Regions from separate parts of the Mus musculus genome. Here regions 1 and 3 are each linked to region 2. A link is a loop called in an ENCODE intact Hi-C map of the cell type or tissue named here. Cell type or tissue: heart. All regions are shown on one strand.

Region 1 (2,500 bases), 140 kb after region 2:
CTGTACAAAAACTCTGTGTGTGGGGGGGGGGGCTAAGCTAGGAGAAAAATGACAAATAATAATCAAATCTGACCAACAAAATAGACAAACATGGTCCCGGGGGATGGAGAGGAAGGTTGTGGCATCAGCCCCTAGGCTCACTTACCTGTGAAGTGTCTGCAGGAGTGAGGAGGGAGCCATGGTAAGAGGGGGGCAGTTTTCTACATATATCCTGTGATTTCTGCTCTAGATATCTCGATTAAGAAATAAATGAATAAATTGGGGACTCGGCCAATGGCTCAGTGAGAGGGAACTGATGAGAGAGGCTTCTGGCAGACCAGGTGACTTCAGGAGGAAAAAAAAAATTAATTCAATTTCATCGAGTGCATTTCCTCTGGACCCAGGAATCACAGGAAATGCAATGTCTTTGAAAGGATGGAGTAGATTTCATTTTCTAGCGATCACTTTCCTTCTGCTGGTGACACACTGTTACTTCAAAGGCCTGGACCGGGGCGTGTTTCCTGTAAGGGTGAGCAGATTTGAATGACCGCTCAGGATGGACCTGCTCTGTAAGCACCCACCCCATGGGGCAGGCAATCTTGGGAATTACTGCTTTCCCGGCCCCTGCCTGCTGGGCTCGGGGCCTGGTGAGGTGATGGGGGTGGGGTAGGGGATTTCACAGTTCCCTAGCTCAATTAGGAGACAAAGCAGGATTGTTCTTAGCTTTGTTTTACGGAATTTCAATTGGGGGGGGGGTGTAAAAAAGATTCCCCGAGGACGCAAAACCCTAAATTGTTCTTGCTTTATCTTCTTGTTAAAATGTGTTGTGCATTCCTGGGCTGGAAGGCAGAGGAAATAAAGCTTCGCCGCTACCCCACGCGCCCTTCCCTATCTAGCCCTGTCAGGTCCCAAGTATTTGAGGGAGTTCTAATTACAGAGGAAACAGACTCCCTATCTGGTCTGGACTCTTGTCAGTGGAGAGTGCTCTTAAACGTTCCACATGGATTCAGGGAAATACGATTTGGAGAAGTGCTGATTTTTATTGGGCATGACTAACTCAAGCTGCATCTTTGTATTTTTTTTTCACTCCCTTTTAAGAATAATCGCTTCAAAATGATTAATGATGCCTGAAGCCACCGTCCTCACTTCCTGCGGTGAAACGCGGAACTTTTTGTGCATGTCTGGGTTTGTACAAGGGTGGGCTCCCAACTCACTGAGACAGTTTCCCATCCTGTCCAGACAGTTGGGTTATTGTTCAGGAAAGCTGAGTCTCTGGGGGGTGGGGTGGGGGCTGCAGAGAGGGGACCCTGTTCTGTCCCCCTCAGGGAGAAAAGAAAGGCTTCGCTCCAGTTACAGGAGAGTGAAATTGGTTAACCTCTCAAGGTGCCAGGACAAGCTTGTTGCTGGATTAGTTGGGTCCTAATTCTCTCTTCTCTCTCACTCCTTCTTCCCCGCCCCCTTCCCTCTCTCCCGTGTGCGCGCGCACGCGCGTGTGAATTAAGAACAAAACCTTGGTGTCTTTGAAAACCAGTAGAAACAAAAGGTCACCACCCTGCTGGGATGCAGCCATCTCTAGGTCCAGGCAGAGCTCCCCTGCCCCCCGGAACTCCCCAGGGGAGCATCCTGCCTTCTTCCTAGGATCGTCCTGGGAAAGCTGTTGCCTGGTCGTAGCCCGGAGACCGCAAGGATTCTAGCTCTAGCCGAGTCCCGCCCTCCCATCTCTGCCGGCCTAGGAGATATCTGCGGCAGCTGCAGGGGCCATTTTTTATAAATCGTATTTAGTAAAGACTGTGAGTGATTTTTGTAGATGACAGGAAAGTACTAGAATACTGGTGACTGGTTCCCCTGGTGGATTCTGAGAGGCTAGTTTGTCATGTAAATGTTTGCAACCTTCTGTCCAACTCCTCCATTCTGTCTTTGCATTTCAGTTCTGAGGAAGGCCGACTGGTGAAGTATGTACTAAAAGATTTCCTTTGTGAAGCTCAGTGCAAGCAATAACAATCTCTTCTGCCCATAAGGTATGGAGCGCCTGAGCTTTGGAGGACTGGCCACGTTAGGACTAGCTAGCTTAAAAGAGACAAGAAGGCTAACAAAATTCTCTCCACTAAAGGCGCATGCCAGGCAGTGAGCAGGGCACAAGCTTCTCTCCTGAGCAGATTCATCACAGGAGATGTCGGTGTCCAAGGGATTCATCACGTTAGAGCTTGTGAGCCCCGACTGAGAACAACATCTGCAAAAAAAAAATATGGAAACATGAAGTATTCCTTTAGGGTTACCTTCTATTGAAAAGTCAGGGAGCACACACCTGCAGTCCCAGCACTTGGGAGGCAGTGGGGGGAGGGGCTGCTGGGAGGGGAGCTGATCTCTAGTTTAAGGCATGTCTGGGATAGATAGTGAATATCAAACAAATAAGGAGTCAAGTGTGAGACCAAAATGAACTCCCCCCTCCCCCAGATTCAATAGCCTATCTGTTTTTTCCTGAGCAGTGCTATTCTGGTTGTATAAATCAAATTCTCGGTTT
Region 2 (2,500 bases):
GTCACCTGGAGGTGAAAATACTCCAGATGTAAGTAGATTATATGCAATGTATGTATGTATATACACAGGTTATATTCAATGACTATACCACTCTGCACAAGGGACCTGAACACCTGCAGCTTTTGGAACCAGCTCCTCATGGACACCATTGGAATGCTGTACTCAGGCGGGCCTTGAGAGGGACCTGGGGTCTCATAGCCTTGTGAACTCTGCTTCTGTAATCATAGCATCTGGGTTCTCCATGGGTTGGGTTCTCCATGAAGGTCTGGAAGATGCTGTTGTGTCTTAGCACATGCGGCTTGGTGTGGTATTCACTGAGTGAACAAACCAAAGATTCAAGAAGGATGAAAGATTCCTTAGTGCTTCCACCAGGGAAGTGGTCCATCAAGAATGTCCCCTTTCAGCAATTCCATGCTATAACAGCAAAGGAAAAGCTGACGTTTCCTTTTTTGAGGCTGTGACGCACCTCTCACAGATCCATTCTTTGTTGTTGTTGTTGTTTGTTTTTTGTTTTTTCAAGACAAGGTTTCTCTGTATAGCCCTGGCTGCCCTGGAACTCACTCTGTAGACTAGGCTGGCCTCGAACTCAGAAATCTGCCTGCCTCTGCCTCCCAAATGCTGGAATTAAAGGCGTGGGCCAACACTGCCCGGCTCATGGTCCTGTTCTTACACACATTTCTTCGGCTACTTCTCTCTTCCTGCTTCTTGAGTTTTGGTGAACCAGTTGATTTGTTTATTTATCACTATTGTCGGCTGACCAAGGATGCCAACTCATGCCCCACCAGCTCCTCCCACCTGTCCGTTTTCCCTGAGAACTCTGCCTCAGCAGCAGAAGTCTCACTTTTACACAATACTAGCCTAAAGGTCTGACGTAAGCTAAAGAGGGCATATGCAAATTTAGAGTGTCTGACATTTCACCTGTGAAAGAGAATCTCCCGGTGACAAGGAAGAGAGGATCCCTGAGAGCGGACGGAGGCCATTGCTCTATTTCCTGATTCAAAACTGGAGAGGAGAGCACAAAGGAAAAGCCTACAGAACATCTGTTCTTTTCCTGTTCTTTTGTTTGGGGGGAGGCCAGAGAAGGGGAAGAATCAGGGAGGGAGGGAAAAAGGAAGGGGGAGAGGGAGGGGGGGAGGGAGAGGTATTTTTCCATTGACCCAGTAAACAAAATAGAAAATGAGGCCGCAAAAACCTGACCACTCATTTTGGAGTTTCCCTAAGAGGTGTCTTGCTCAAGGACAAAGAGTCTCTCCTAGGAGGCGTTTCCCCTTTGCCCTGGAAACGGTCCAAAGGCAGAGCCAAGTCTAGCAGGTCAAAGGTCTGCTATCTACAAGACTTCCTTGGGGTTTTGGACTCTTGGCAGAAAGCAGCAGATTTCCTCTTTGGTGGGAAGTCCTCCAGCAGTGAGCAGGTTGGGGGAGGGAGGGACGGCAAGGGACAGCCCTTCCCACCACTCCAATTCAGCATTTAAATTGGAAAGGACTGCTGTCTCTGGGTTCCTGGGAAGGTACAGTGTGCTGCCTTCCTTTGGCCCTGACCGGTGTGCCCAGTGGGTGCTGAAGGCAACTGGGGAAGAATGGAAGAGCCTAGGAGTGAAATGGCCAGGAAAATGTGGGCAAAGGGCATCTTGGTGTTTCCTAAGGCCGTAGACAAGTTCTCTTTCTGTAGTGATGGGGCTGCATACACTGCTCAGTGGTTACTTACCGCGGATGCACCGCCCCTCTCTAACGGGTTCGTGCTTCCAGAGATCGTGATAGTGTTCACTCGTGCTCTGGAAATGACTGGTAGAGCCGCACCTGCATTTCCAAGAGCCTCACGAATTACCCGCTTCATTCATATAGAAAGCTGCTTACTTCTTCCTCTCTCCCTCTCCCTCTCCCTCTCCCTCTCCTCTCCCTCTCCCTCTCTCCCCCTCCCCCTCCCTCCCTCCCTCCCTCCCCCTCTCTCTCTCTTTCTTTCTTTCCTCCAGAGGGGTCCATTTGCTTGGGAGACCCTCCAGAGGGTAGAGGGAGAGACTTGCCCCTCCCTGTTCATTAGGCAAAGAAGGAAAGCAGGTGTTTGAAGAAAAACAAATGAAGAGTGGGGTGCAGAGCAATGTGAAACAACATGGCGGTCTGATGAGCTTTCCAGAAGCCAACGTGATGCCGGAACGTGATGCAAGAAAGGAAAGGGCAATCCGTGGAAGGCTGATAAGCTGAACTAAGGAATGTGAGTTCGCTCCTTGAAGCAGGAGCATCAGGGAGCATACAGGAAGGTGTTTAAGTTAGGAAGCCGCCTGACCTAATTTGAAAGGCTGCTCTGGGCTGGTGAGATGGCTCAGCGGCTAAGAGCACTGACTGCTCTTCTGAAGGTCCTGAGTTCAAATCCCAGCAACCACATGGTGGCTCACAACTACCCGTAATGAGATCTGACTCCCTCTTCTGGTGTGTCTGAAGTCAGCTACAGTGAACTTATGTATAATAATAAATAAATCTTAAAGAAAAAAAAAGTTGAAAGGCTG
Region 3 (2,500 bases), 250 kb after region 2:
GCTAACATCAAGTTTGGGTATGCATCAGGACTCATGAGTCCTCATCTGGGTCCTCTTCCAGTACCCCACCAGCATCACCCTATTCTGGCGTCAGGCTTTTCTTTTCTGTGAATAGGAGTCAAAGCAAAACAAAAAAGGAGGTGGGCTGGGACAGCCGCTCAGTCAGTAGGGTACACGCTTGAATATCTGAGTTTGACTCTTAGTACCCATGTTAAAGAGCTACATGGTAGTGCATACTTGTGATTCCTGTACCGGGGTCAATAGAGCAGACAGATTTCCTAGGGGCTCAATGGCCATGAGGTCTAGATGACATGGGGACTCCAGGCTAATGAGAAACCCTGTATCAAATAGTGGAGACCATGTGAGGGAGGGTATCCAAAGTTGATCTTTGGCCTCCATACACGACCCCCCAACACACACACACACACACACACACACACACACACACACACACACACACACGGGTCTTTTTCGGTGAGACTCTCGCAGTGTCTTTCTGGGTCCAATTATGATGCTGAGTTAAGGTTTCAGAGGAATGATTTCATTCTTTAAACAATCAGTGTCTTTTAAAGATCCAGACATCTTTTTGACCATGTCCCAAGGACCTCGGTGGACTGATGTGTCAGAGGGTTCCTCAGTCCTAGGTTATGTTTTCCCAGCTGCTCTGGCCAGCAACAGAGAGAAAAAGACACTCTGGCATATGGGTCAGATGCTTGCATTATTATTTTTTTTTTATGTGTGGGAAACATACGTGGAAGGGCCTCAGATTGTAAAAAGCCGACCGGTGCATAGGATGTCAGAACACTCACTGTCTCTGTCCTGGGGACAGTTTCTTGGCATGGCCTTTTGGTTGTCTAGGTGTGTCTAATTGTTCTGAAGGCACAGCTGCATGAATATGATTTGCCTGTGGGGGTTGGGGGGCAGTGGGAGAAAAAAGGAAAAAAAAACGAAGAAGAAGAAGAAAAGGAAAACTATTTTTCCAATGTCAGGAAACAATCTTCAGCTACCTTCTTGGTTCTTACCTTTGAATTTCTGGGAAGCCTGTAGACTTTCAACTTTTTTGAAAAAAAAAAAAAAAAAAAAAGCTAAGTAGAAAGAAAGCATTTTCCCTGCAGCCTTAGAGGGTGACTTTTGATATCTTTGAACTTATCTCTGAGAACAAAGAGCATTCAGAGCTGGCCCCCTCACTTGTGCTTTTAAGCATGTTCATAGCTCAGAGCTAAATGGGAAAAAGAAGAGAGAAGAAAGGCAGTCTTTGCCGATTGCCCCTTTGTAGATTCGGGTGACCCTTTCCTGCAGGCTGCTGCAGGGGTGTTGCCAAGAAAACTTTGCTTCCGCCAGCCGAGCCGTGGAGACATAACAGACTCGTTTTCCTGCAGCTGAAGTAAATATTTCAACATTGATGTTGAAGGCGCCTGATCGCAGGGAAGCAGGAAGCTACTATTTTTAGTTGAGAAAAACATCAACATTGGAGGAAGAGACCAGAGCAGAGGCCCATACTTCAAGTTTCTTCAAGTTAACAATATCAGAGACACTCACTAAGCAATGGGCACAGCCCACTGGCATTTCATTTTTCTACAGTCCTGGGAACATAACCTAGTGTGTTAAGAATGCTAAGCATTTTCTCTACTCGGAATTACTCCCCACCCCAGTCTGGACAATGCATTGATGGAACCTAGTGATGAAACCGCGTTACCCAAATCCAGCAAGGGCAGATACTTCTGGAAATAAATCCATCTTTGAATCTGGAGGAGGCATAGTCTCTCTTCACTGCCGCCATATCTTCTGTGGAAAGACTATGCGTGACTAGAATGTTCTATAGCTGCCATGGTCCTGCCAGTTGCTGGCAACTCTGCCACAGCTGCCTGGTCTACCCTCCGTCTTTTAGGAGAGGCCTTCTCAGTGGCTTTGAAGATGGCCCCTCAGCACACTCCCTGGCAGGTGACTCATTCGCAAGCTCCTCTGGCCCAGTTGCACTGTTAAGGCACTCACAGAGTAGATGGCTACTCTTAATGACTATTGCTCACAGAAGACAACGTGTGTGGAAAAGGAAAACACACTCAACTGGAAGCCATTGCTCTTGGCTTCCGGTTCCCAGGCTGCACTCTTTTCCAACATCAGCATGAACAGCCCCACCCTACGCCCAAGTAGCCCCTTCTCAAACTCCCTAGTAGACATGATCATTTTTGCAGTTTAGTGGCAAAGTGGGTGTCTCTCAGGGCTCTGTGCCAGTCCTAAGTGACAGAAAAATGAAAGACTGCCAGAAAAGCTAAATACTGTCAGCAGGGTATCGTCAGTGCTCATTGGAAAAGTACCTTTGGGGCCGACGGCAATCTCACCTGTTGTCACTGTTGACTGGAATTTCAGTGAGTTCCACAGGAGCCAGCACGTAGGTACAGGGGAAATCAAAGTCCCTTTTGGGGTTCTTAATCCCATTCATAAAATAATTTAATGACAGACTCAAACAGAAGCTTGGGGGACAATTTTCTTGAAAAATCTT

Evidence for each region. Hi-C counts contacts between places; a loop is a spot of excess contacts. Peaks named below come from ENCODE experiments on the same cell type or tissue, not always from the same donor. Only the 100,000 strongest peaks of a DNase experiment are listed, where the experiment ranks them.
Region 1: it touches region 2 in a loop (1.8-fold over the local background); 2 of 42 quality-filtered maps call a loop at or near these places.
Region 3: a loop joins it to region 2, with 6 times the contacts of the local background. A loop is called at or near these places in 2 of 42 quality-filtered maps.

Annotation. Positions count from the first base shown.
Region 1 is chr13:97,434,545-97,437,044 of GRCm38, forward strand. Lncenc1 (long non-coding RNA, embryonic stem cells expressed 1) reads left to right here and starts at 426. Exons shown (of 2, transcript NR_110432.1): 1 at 426-548. In heart, no CTCF peak of the experiment used is centred here; DNase peaks (open chromatin) are centred at 527, 957 and 1,557; H3K4me3 peaks cover 1,910 bases; H3K27ac peaks cover 2,387 bases.
Region 2 is chr13:97,294,287-97,296,786 of GRCm38, forward strand. The region is part of intron 1 of Gm33390 (a long non-coding RNA gene); the gene reads right to left. Among named protein-coding and RNA genes, the nearest start is that of Gm33390, 3.6 kb to the right of the region's middle. In heart, no CTCF peak of the experiment used is centred here; DNase peaks (open chromatin) are centred at 1,355 and 2,235; H3K27ac peaks cover 1,513 bases.
Region 3 is chr13:97,547,329-97,549,828 of GRCm38, forward strand. No RefSeq gene overlaps it. Among named protein-coding and RNA genes, the nearest start is that of Gm41029, 9.9 kb to the left of the region's middle. In heart, no CTCF peak of the experiment used is centred here; a DNase peak (open chromatin) is centred at 1,353; H3K27ac peaks cover 2,250 bases.